Linked DNA regions of Homo sapiens: region 1 is linked to region 2. The links are chromatin contacts, found by Hi-C in ENCODE. All regions are on one chromosome and are shown on one strand. Each heading gives the region's core, a stretch centred on a gene start or an enhancer-like site at or near the end of the contact. The rest is flanking DNA. Distances are from core to core; before and after follow the strand shown.

What was found. A loop is a pair of places that touch in the nucleus more often than their neighbours do. Pooled maps may share reads with other maps.
Region 1: a map of naive thymus-derived CD4-positive, alpha-beta T cell shows a loop between it and region 2 (20-fold over the local background). The contact joins the promoter of ZNF143-AS1 here to the promoter of RRP8 in region 2. A Hi-C loop is called at or near these places in 1 of 168 maps with a recorded cell type or tissue (naive thymus-derived CD4-positive, alpha-beta T cell), 2 of 37 single-sample maps with no recorded cell type and 11 of 50 pooled maps.

The regions. Positions count from the first base shown.
Region 1 is chr11:9,457,621-9,461,947 of GRCh38, reverse strand. It overlaps ZNF143-AS1 (ZNF143 antisense RNA 1), which reads left to right and starts at 1,250. Exons shown (of 1, transcript NR_036539.1): 1 at 1,250-2,392. ZNF143 (zinc finger protein 143) reads right to left here and starts at 936. Exons shown (of 16, transcript NM_003442.6): 1 at 872-936. RefSeq lists a silencer at 343-552 and enhancers at 1,323-1,402, 1,463-1,562, 1,653-1,732, 1,932-2,567.
Region 2 is chr11:6,602,210-6,605,996 of GRCh38, reverse strand. It overlaps RRP8 (ribosomal RNA processing 8), which reads left to right and starts at 2,381. Exons shown (of 7, transcript NM_015324.4): 1 at 2,381-2,593; 2 at 3,782-3,787. The coding sequence starts at 2,495. ILK (integrin linked kinase) reads right to left here and starts at 2,223. Exons shown (of 13, transcript NM_004517.4): 1 at 2,175-2,223; 2 at 1,637-1,817. The coding sequence starts at 1,725. RefSeq lists enhancers at 1,202-1,361, 1,592-1,831, 2,422-2,611, 2,607-3,148 and a silencer at 2,142-2,351.

The DNA.
Region 1 (4,327 bases), core at 1-2,500, 2.9 Mb before region 2:
TTCTCACTTGATTATATCAGCTGATTTAGACACTTCCAAAGCAAAGGCTGACGCTGATTTTAAACAAATAATGGGCTGGCAATGGTATTCTTCTTTCCTCTTTTTAACTTCGTTATTATGTGGAAAAAACAAATGTCCAAAGCAAAAGGGGAAGGAATAAAAACTAGTTCGCGTTCCACAATAATACGTTTCAAAGAGACTTATAAGAATTTGTTCACTCTTTTGGCCAAAACTGGAGAAAAGGGAGGATAAAATTGTAAATTTCTAATATCCGATGTTAGACCTCAGTAACCTTTTTTTTTTTTTAATAGAAGAAAGGGTGAGGGGGAAACAATCTGCCCACGATACGCATGGGAAGCAAGCGCTAGGTGAGACCGGCAGGTCCTGGGAGGGCCTGGGCCAGCCCTGTCCCCGGCGCCCCCGCTGCGGCCTGGTGTGGCCCGTGGGCCCGGCGTCCCAGGCGGCGGAACTCTGCCTCGGCGGCGCCTGGGGACTCGCTCTGCGCGGAGGTCAGGCCGAGAAACGCGGCCAAGGCTCCCGAGGGCTCCACCCTCCCCTCTTTCACTCCCTCCCCTTGGCGGTCCCCTGAGGGAAACAGGCGGGGCGCATCGCTCAGAGACAAGCTGGGGGGAGTTGAGTCCTCAACGAAAAAAGCTCCGCCGCCTAGAGTGGCGGCCGCGGGTTATTAATAAACTCCGCTTCTGCCCAGACGCCGCTACCGCGGCCGGCCCATAAAATCGGCAAGGCCTGCGGCGGAGGCTGAGCAGCGGGAGCCGGAGCCCGGGCCCAAGCGGGCCCGCGCCGCCGCGCTGAGGGCGGCGGCCAGGCGGAGAATAATGCACACTGGGTAAAAACACATTTATATACGAACCTCCGAGAAAATTTTCCAACAATTCCTTCGTCCGACCACCATGCACCAGGACAGGAAACAGCCGTCCGGCCCCCAGGCCCCGCAACCCGCATAGTGTGTCTGAGGCCCGCCCCCAGCTTCCATTGGGCTGTCATTACATCACTCACAGGACGCTTCCGGTTTTCCATTGGCCCACGTTTGGTCGACGCGAAAGAAAACCGCCCTAGCCGCGCCCACTCAACTGACGTCAGCCAAGCCTGACTTTACAGCCCGCCCCTGAGTGGCTCGCGCAAAGTGCAGAATCAAAGCTCCTGTGTCTGACTGGTTGACATAACCGCTTATCCCAGACGGACCCCGCCTCACTGACTAGCGAGTCATACCGATTCTGGGGCCCCAGCGGGAGGCGCCATTTTGTAGCGAGGGAGGGAGGCTGGTCCTTGTGATTACCCGGGAGGGAGCCGGGGTGACGAGCGCCATTTTCCCCACAGGGGCGAGGAGGCGGCTTTGGTTCTCCCGGTGGGCTTGCCGGAGTGCGTTCTGCAGACCAGAAGGGCTTTGTCTGGCGATTGCTGAATGCTCAATAGCAGCCTGCTGGGAGGGAAGTCGAAGGGAGAAATAGGACAGAAAGAGAGACCTGACCTCTCCCTGGAGGCTCTCAGTGTCGGCCGAGGCCCTTGGTCTTGCTCTAGGGCTCTGCATTCCCGAGAGCTGCTGTATGCCGGGGATTGGCTTCCAAGCCTGCCTGAGCTTCTCCAGTCTCCCGGGCATCGCCATGCGGTGGGAGGGTGAGCCTTCCTCTCCTGCTGAAATTCCGGCGGCTTGGCAACCGGCCGGGGGGTCTTGGATTCCTCGGGGAGACACCACTGATGCTTTGTGGTTTCACGTAATTTGGATTTAAAAGTTGAAGGCGTCAGAAATGGTTGTCGCTACGGTCTTTTGTATGTTCTTGTGTTGCGAACTAATAAAGGAAAGTCAAAAGGGTGGGAGAAGCATTCAGTCTGGTTCCCTAAAGTTACTAAGAATGGATACAAATTAGTTGTGGCCGTTGCGGTTAATGCTTCTTGTAGCTCTTAACCCAGCCCTTTCTAAACCTTTGGATATACTTACTAGTCAGTTCCGAAGGTACTCAGTACAAATTTGCGTTGGCGCACCAGGCCGACTAAAGATGAGGTGGGTGTATTAGACTCAAAATTTCTTAAGTCGGCCAGGGGGTAGAATTGAGCTACCAAGAGAATGAGAGACTACCCTGTTGTAACAGATTTGGATCGCGCTTAGAAAAACAGGGAGAAAGCTGGATGATGTTCAACTTAATGTCTTGCATTTCAGACGATTATCGAATGGACGGGGATAAATAAAAACGATGTTACAGATAGCCCTCTAAGTGTGGATAGTAAATATTTTGATTTACAATTAAGCCTACCTTGAGGTGCAGGCCCTAACCAACGGATAGTTGAGTAATAGGGGCCTAGACGCCAATGGAAAGAAAATGGGACTTTAAGCTTTGTTTGAACATATATTCTGTTAATAAAGAAGTTTAAATCAGTTCGGATTACTGTTTTTTGTTTGTTTGTTTGTTTTTTGAGACGGAGTCTCGCCCTGTAGCCCAGACTGCAATGCAGTGGCACGATCTCAGCTCACTGCAACCTCCGCCTCCCAGGTTCAAGCGATTTCTCCTGCCTCAACCTCCTGAGTAGCTGGGACTACAGGCGCCCACCATCACGCCCGGCTAATTTTTCTGTTTTTAGTAGAGACGGGGTTTCACCATGTTGGCCAGGCTGGTCTGAAACTCCTGACCGCGTAATCCGCCCACCTCAGCCTACCAAAGTACTGGGATTACAGGCGTGAGCCACCGCGCCCGGCCCGGATTACTTTTTAAGCCCTTAAAATAAAAGTGTCACATATAAAAAATGGATTAGGTGGCCGGGCGCGGAGGCTCACGCCTGTAATCCCAGCACTTTGGGAGGCCAAGGCGGGCAGATCATGAGGTCAGGAGATCGAGACCATCCTGGCTAACGCGGTGAAACCCCGTCTCTACTAAAAATACAAAAAATTTAGCAGGCGTGGTGGCGGGCGCCTGTAGTCCCAGCTACTCGGGAGAATGAGGCAGGAAAATGGCGTGAACCCGGGAGGCGGAGCTTGCAGTGAGCTGAGATTGCGCCACTGCACTCCAGGCTGGGCAACAGAGCAAGATTCCGTCTCAAAAAAAAAAAAAAAAAAAAAAAAAAAAGGATTAGGTTACTTTTAACTGGAGGATTTTGCTCAGTTAAAATCAGTCTCCTACCCAATGGATACATTCTCTGTTACAAAGAAGTAGCCCAGCTGAAAAACAAATGGTTTTAATTTATAATTTCTGTTCCCTCCACATGTATCTGTGTTTTGTAATTGGAGGTGTTTTTTAACCCATCAGAATATTTTTATGCAGTTCCACTAAGTCCCATGCCTGTAGGCTACTCATTAAAACACTATAATACAGAATCTCAAGAATTTTTAAATCGCCCTCTTATTGTAGATAACAATTACAGGACATCTTTGTATCCCCAGAAGCTACTGAGTTGTTCTAAAAATTGAATGGCGATGATGGTGGCGGTGGATAGGATGCTATAATTGTAACTGGATTCAGAGAGAAACCTAATTCTGATTTGTCACAGGTAATGGAACGTTGTGTTAACAGTATTTACCAGTGACTATAGAACAGAGTTCAAATGTACATATATTCAGAGCCATTCATAAGCTTAAAATGTTATCCCATTCATCTCCCTTCCCTTATATCGTGTTATATCCGGTCAAATTAATGGCTTGAAAATGTTTCCCTGTCAATCAGTACTAGTCCAGGCTCTTAAATGCAGAAATTAAATAATTTCCCCAACTTCCTAAACAAGAGGTAACTTATTTGTAGCCCCCTTCAAAAACTGTTAAGATAATATTTTCTAAAACACTTCTTTCAGTAACTTAAAACTTACTGGAGAATTGGTTGGTTTTGGCATATTTATACCATGCTATAAGCATTAAAGTAGTATATATGTATACTATATATATATAGAAATTATATATGATATATATGTATACTATATATATAGAAATTATATATGATATATATAGAAAAAAGATAAACGATGAGTTAAGCTTAAAAGCAATTATTTCAGGCCGGGCGCGGTGGCTCACACCTGCAATCCTAGCACTTTGGGAAGCCGAGGCAGGCGGATCACGAGGTCAGGAGTTCGAGCCATGGTGAAACCCCGTCTCTACTAAAAATACAAAAATTAGCCCGGCGTGGTGGTGGGCGCCTGTAATCCCAGCTACTCAGCAGGCTGAGGCAGGAGAATGGCTTGAACCCCGGAGGCGGAGGTTGCAGTGAGCCAGGGTCACACCACTCCACTCCAGCCTGGGTGACAGAGTGAGAATCCATCTAAAAAAAAAAAAAGGCCGGGTGCGGTGGTTCACACCTGTAATCCCAGCACTTTGGGAGGCCGAGGAGGG
Region 2 (3,787 bases), core at 1,132-3,631:
TCACCATGTTGGTCAGGCTGGTCTCGAACTCCTGACCTCGTGATCCACCAGCCTCGGCCTCCCAAAGTGCTGGGATTACAGGCGTGAGCCACCGCGCCCGGCCTACTTTTCAATCTGCCACAAATCTGCTGTATCGAGAGCAGAGATTATGTCAGATTCTGGACTCTAGCACCCAGCACAGAAGGTGTTCATCATAGTGCCTTAAATTAAGGAACCCAATGTAGTCTGATTTCTTCACCCATTATTCTGAAACAACACTCACAGATGGTCAAATACATCCTAACTGCACACTGAGGGGAGCAACAGACACTGGGGCCTACCAGAGTGGGGCGGGTAGGAAGAGGGAGGGATCAGGAAAAATAACTAATGGGTGCCACGGCTTAATACCTGGGTGATGAAATGATCTGCACAACAAACCTCCATGACCTGAGTTTACCCATCCAACAAACCTGCACATGTACCCCTTAACTTAAAAAAAAAAAACCCAACTGTAAATTCAATGGCTACTTTAAAATATTAATGTTCTTTGATCTCTCAGTAGCCTGTACTGCCGTTGACTACCTCCCCTTCATTAAAACATTCTCTTCTGTAAGCTTTACTCACACATTTTCCTATTTCTTTTTCAACTTGCGGTTGCTCCTTTTCTGTCGTGCAGGCTTCCTGTCCCCTGACCTCTTGCCTTCCACTCTCCTGAGACGTTCTCCTTCACAACCACGTCTTCAAGTATCATCTATATATATGATATATATATGCTATCTATATGCTGATAGCTCTCAAATCTGTGTCTCCAAGTCAGATTCCTCCCCTGAATTGCAAATCTGCATAACCAACAACACACTCAACATTTCCACCTTGCTGTATTGTCACCTTAACTTTAACATGTCCAAAATAAAATGCCTCATCCTCCAGTTTTCTCCATCTCAGTAAAAACAACCAAGTTCCCAAGCCAGAACCCTGGTCCTCATCTTTGCCCTTACTCACTCCCCACACCAAGTTCCACAATTCTTCGTCCTAAAGACTTCTGGAATTTGATCACTTCTCTTTTTCACTCACCCTAATTCTAGTCCAAGACATCATTACTTCTACGATGAACTAGGCAATTGCCTCCTTTCCACCTGCTCTTCACAAAGCATCCAAGACGATACTGAAAAATGGACAATCTCATTATGTCACTATACAGCTTTAAAACCTTGCTTTTAAAATAAAGACCTTCTTATAGCCTAAATATGCTTGCATGATCTGGCTGATCCTTGGAGACCTCTACAGTCTTATGTCCTGTTCTTTTCCTCTTGTACCCAATGCTCCGACCCACAGAGATCATCTATCCTCCAGCCATATGGAACTCCAGACAATTTCCTGTTCTCTCTGCTCTGTGCCTTGCCCCCTAGCCTTTGGCCATGCAGTCTACTGAGGCTGGAAAGCTCTCTGTAGCCTCTGCCTGTGAAACTCTTATTCTGCAGTCAAGATTCAGCTCAAACTGCGTCCTCTGTGAAAACCCTCTGCCCCCCACAGGCTATGCTTAGCACTCATTACACTGGCTAGCAAAGGCAGCCGCCACCACCAGACATGAGCACTCCACTCCACGTAGCCAGGAGATCTCTAGCCTTCCTCTCATCCACCAACCGTTTCAGCTCACCCCTGGTTGAGGTCGTTCTCCGTGTTGTCCAGCCACAGGCGAACGGCGACTGCGTTGCCCTCCCGGCACTGAGTGAAAATGTCGTCCATAGCAGCGTCCCGGCGCCGAGTCCCCTGGATTGGGGAAGCCTGAGGACTGTGGAGTGATCCAGGGAAGGAGGATGAACCCCAAGCTTTATCCTCTACAGGAGAGAAGTGTTTGTGTTGGGGGTAGGGGGCCTGAGCTGCGTCCCCGGCTAGTGGGGGTCTGTGAAGGAGTTCGGGGCTGCGGGATGATCCCTGGCTGTGTCCTCTAGACGCGAGGTAAAGGCGGGTCAGGGTGGGCAGGGGGTGACGAAGAGGTAGTGTCTGCTGAACGGATGTCCGAGAGCAGGCAACTAGACCCTATCCGCGAACAGAGTTGGGGGAAGTGGGGAGGTTCAGGCTCCGTATACTCTGGGAGAGGGGACCGGGGGTCCTCCCCAGGGTTGGCTCCGTTCCTTACTTGGGACTCAGGAGAAGTGAGGGGTGACAGGGGGCGCGGGTCCTCTCGCACTCACCGGGACTCGGGCTGCAGGATCCTTCTCCGGGGAACTCCCGTCCGGCCGCGCCCGCAGCCCGCCGCCGGCCCCGCCCCGCCCGTGGCGCTCTTGGGCAGCGCGGGCCTCCGTCCCTCCCCTCCCACCGCCTCCCTGCCCTTCTAGCCGCGCCTGGCTAAACTCGATGGTTCGCTGCGCCGCGCCGGCCGCTCTAGCAACCCCTGGCTGTCACGCTTTGGTTTCCGGGTCGGTTCTGGCAGGTCTGAGCGCTCCGACTTCCAGAGGAGCGCTGTGCACGTGGAGAAGAGCGGGGACTCGGCGACCCTGCCCTCCCGACCCTCATGTTCGAAGAGCCTGAGTGGGCCGAGGCGGCCCCAGTAGCCGCGGGCCTTGGGCCCGTAATCTCACGACCTCCGCCTGCGGCCTCCTCGCAAAACAAGGTGAGTGACTCGCGGGAGCAATGGGAGCTGTTTCAGGCCGCGAAGCGGACATTGGTGGATCCCAGCGCTGTGTGTATTGCGGGGAGGGACACCTGTGGCACCGTTAAGGGCGAGTCCTGATCTGAAGATCCGAGAACTTCCAAAAGAAACTGACGTTGGGTCAGAGAGAGTTGTTGAGTAGAAGTTGGTGAAGCGAAGAGGGTTCTTCAGACAGGAAAAAGTACGTACAAGGGCCCTGGGACAAGAGAGCATGTTCTGTCAGAGTCACAAACACAAGTGGTCCTTGTGGTTGAAATACATAGTAAATGAAAGGGGCATATATGCTGTTCAAGTTCAAGAGGTAGAAGTTTTGCGTATATTGAGAATAGAAGCCAATGAAAGGTTTTAAGCAATGGAATTATTTCTTCAGATTTGTATTTTGAAAGGGTCGTCGGTTACAGTGTGGAGGATGGATTGGAGACAGTAAGAGTTGTCAGTATCATTGTTCAAAGGAGGGTGTGGGAAACTTAGAATCAGGGTAAGTGCCTGGCCTAGGATTACCTGGTAGGACTGCAACACAGAATCAGCCTTCCCGACAATACATCTTCTCCTTTGAGCCTCTGCAGATGTGAGGGCCCTGCTTCCTCAGGCTTTTCTTACCCTTCAGTCTGCCTCCAACATGGAATCGGCCTGCTTTGTTTCCTCCTTTTTCATCCCCTAGCCCCATTACCATTGTCCAAGCCGCTGGCCTCTCTGTCTGCAATTTCTCCCCTTCAGTTTGTTTTCTACACTGCAGCTAGAGACATGTTAAATATTTAATATACGTGTGTGATCATGTGTCTCCTGTGTTCAGAAGCCTCCTTACCTCTTACAGAAATGTATCAGCTCTAGGCAAAAGCTCAAGGTGAAGGGTTGGAATTCCTGGTCTCTGGCCTTGGTCTTGTTGCTTGTGGCCTTTGCATTTTCCTTTGGGGAAACCTCCATTAGCTCATTTACACATTGAAGAAAGTGGGATAGGTGGTTTCTCTGCTCTCCAGCTTCCCAGAAGTTGGGGTGGTGACATAAAAGTTCTTCTGGGTTCTGGCAGGCTTGACTGGGAAGAATTCAGATGCTTCTGCCAGTCTGAATCAGGTCCACATCTCTCCCTTCTTGTTCTCCAGGCCTCATCCATTCTCTTTAGGCCCACTGTCATCCCCTGTTTTCCTCCAGGGCTCC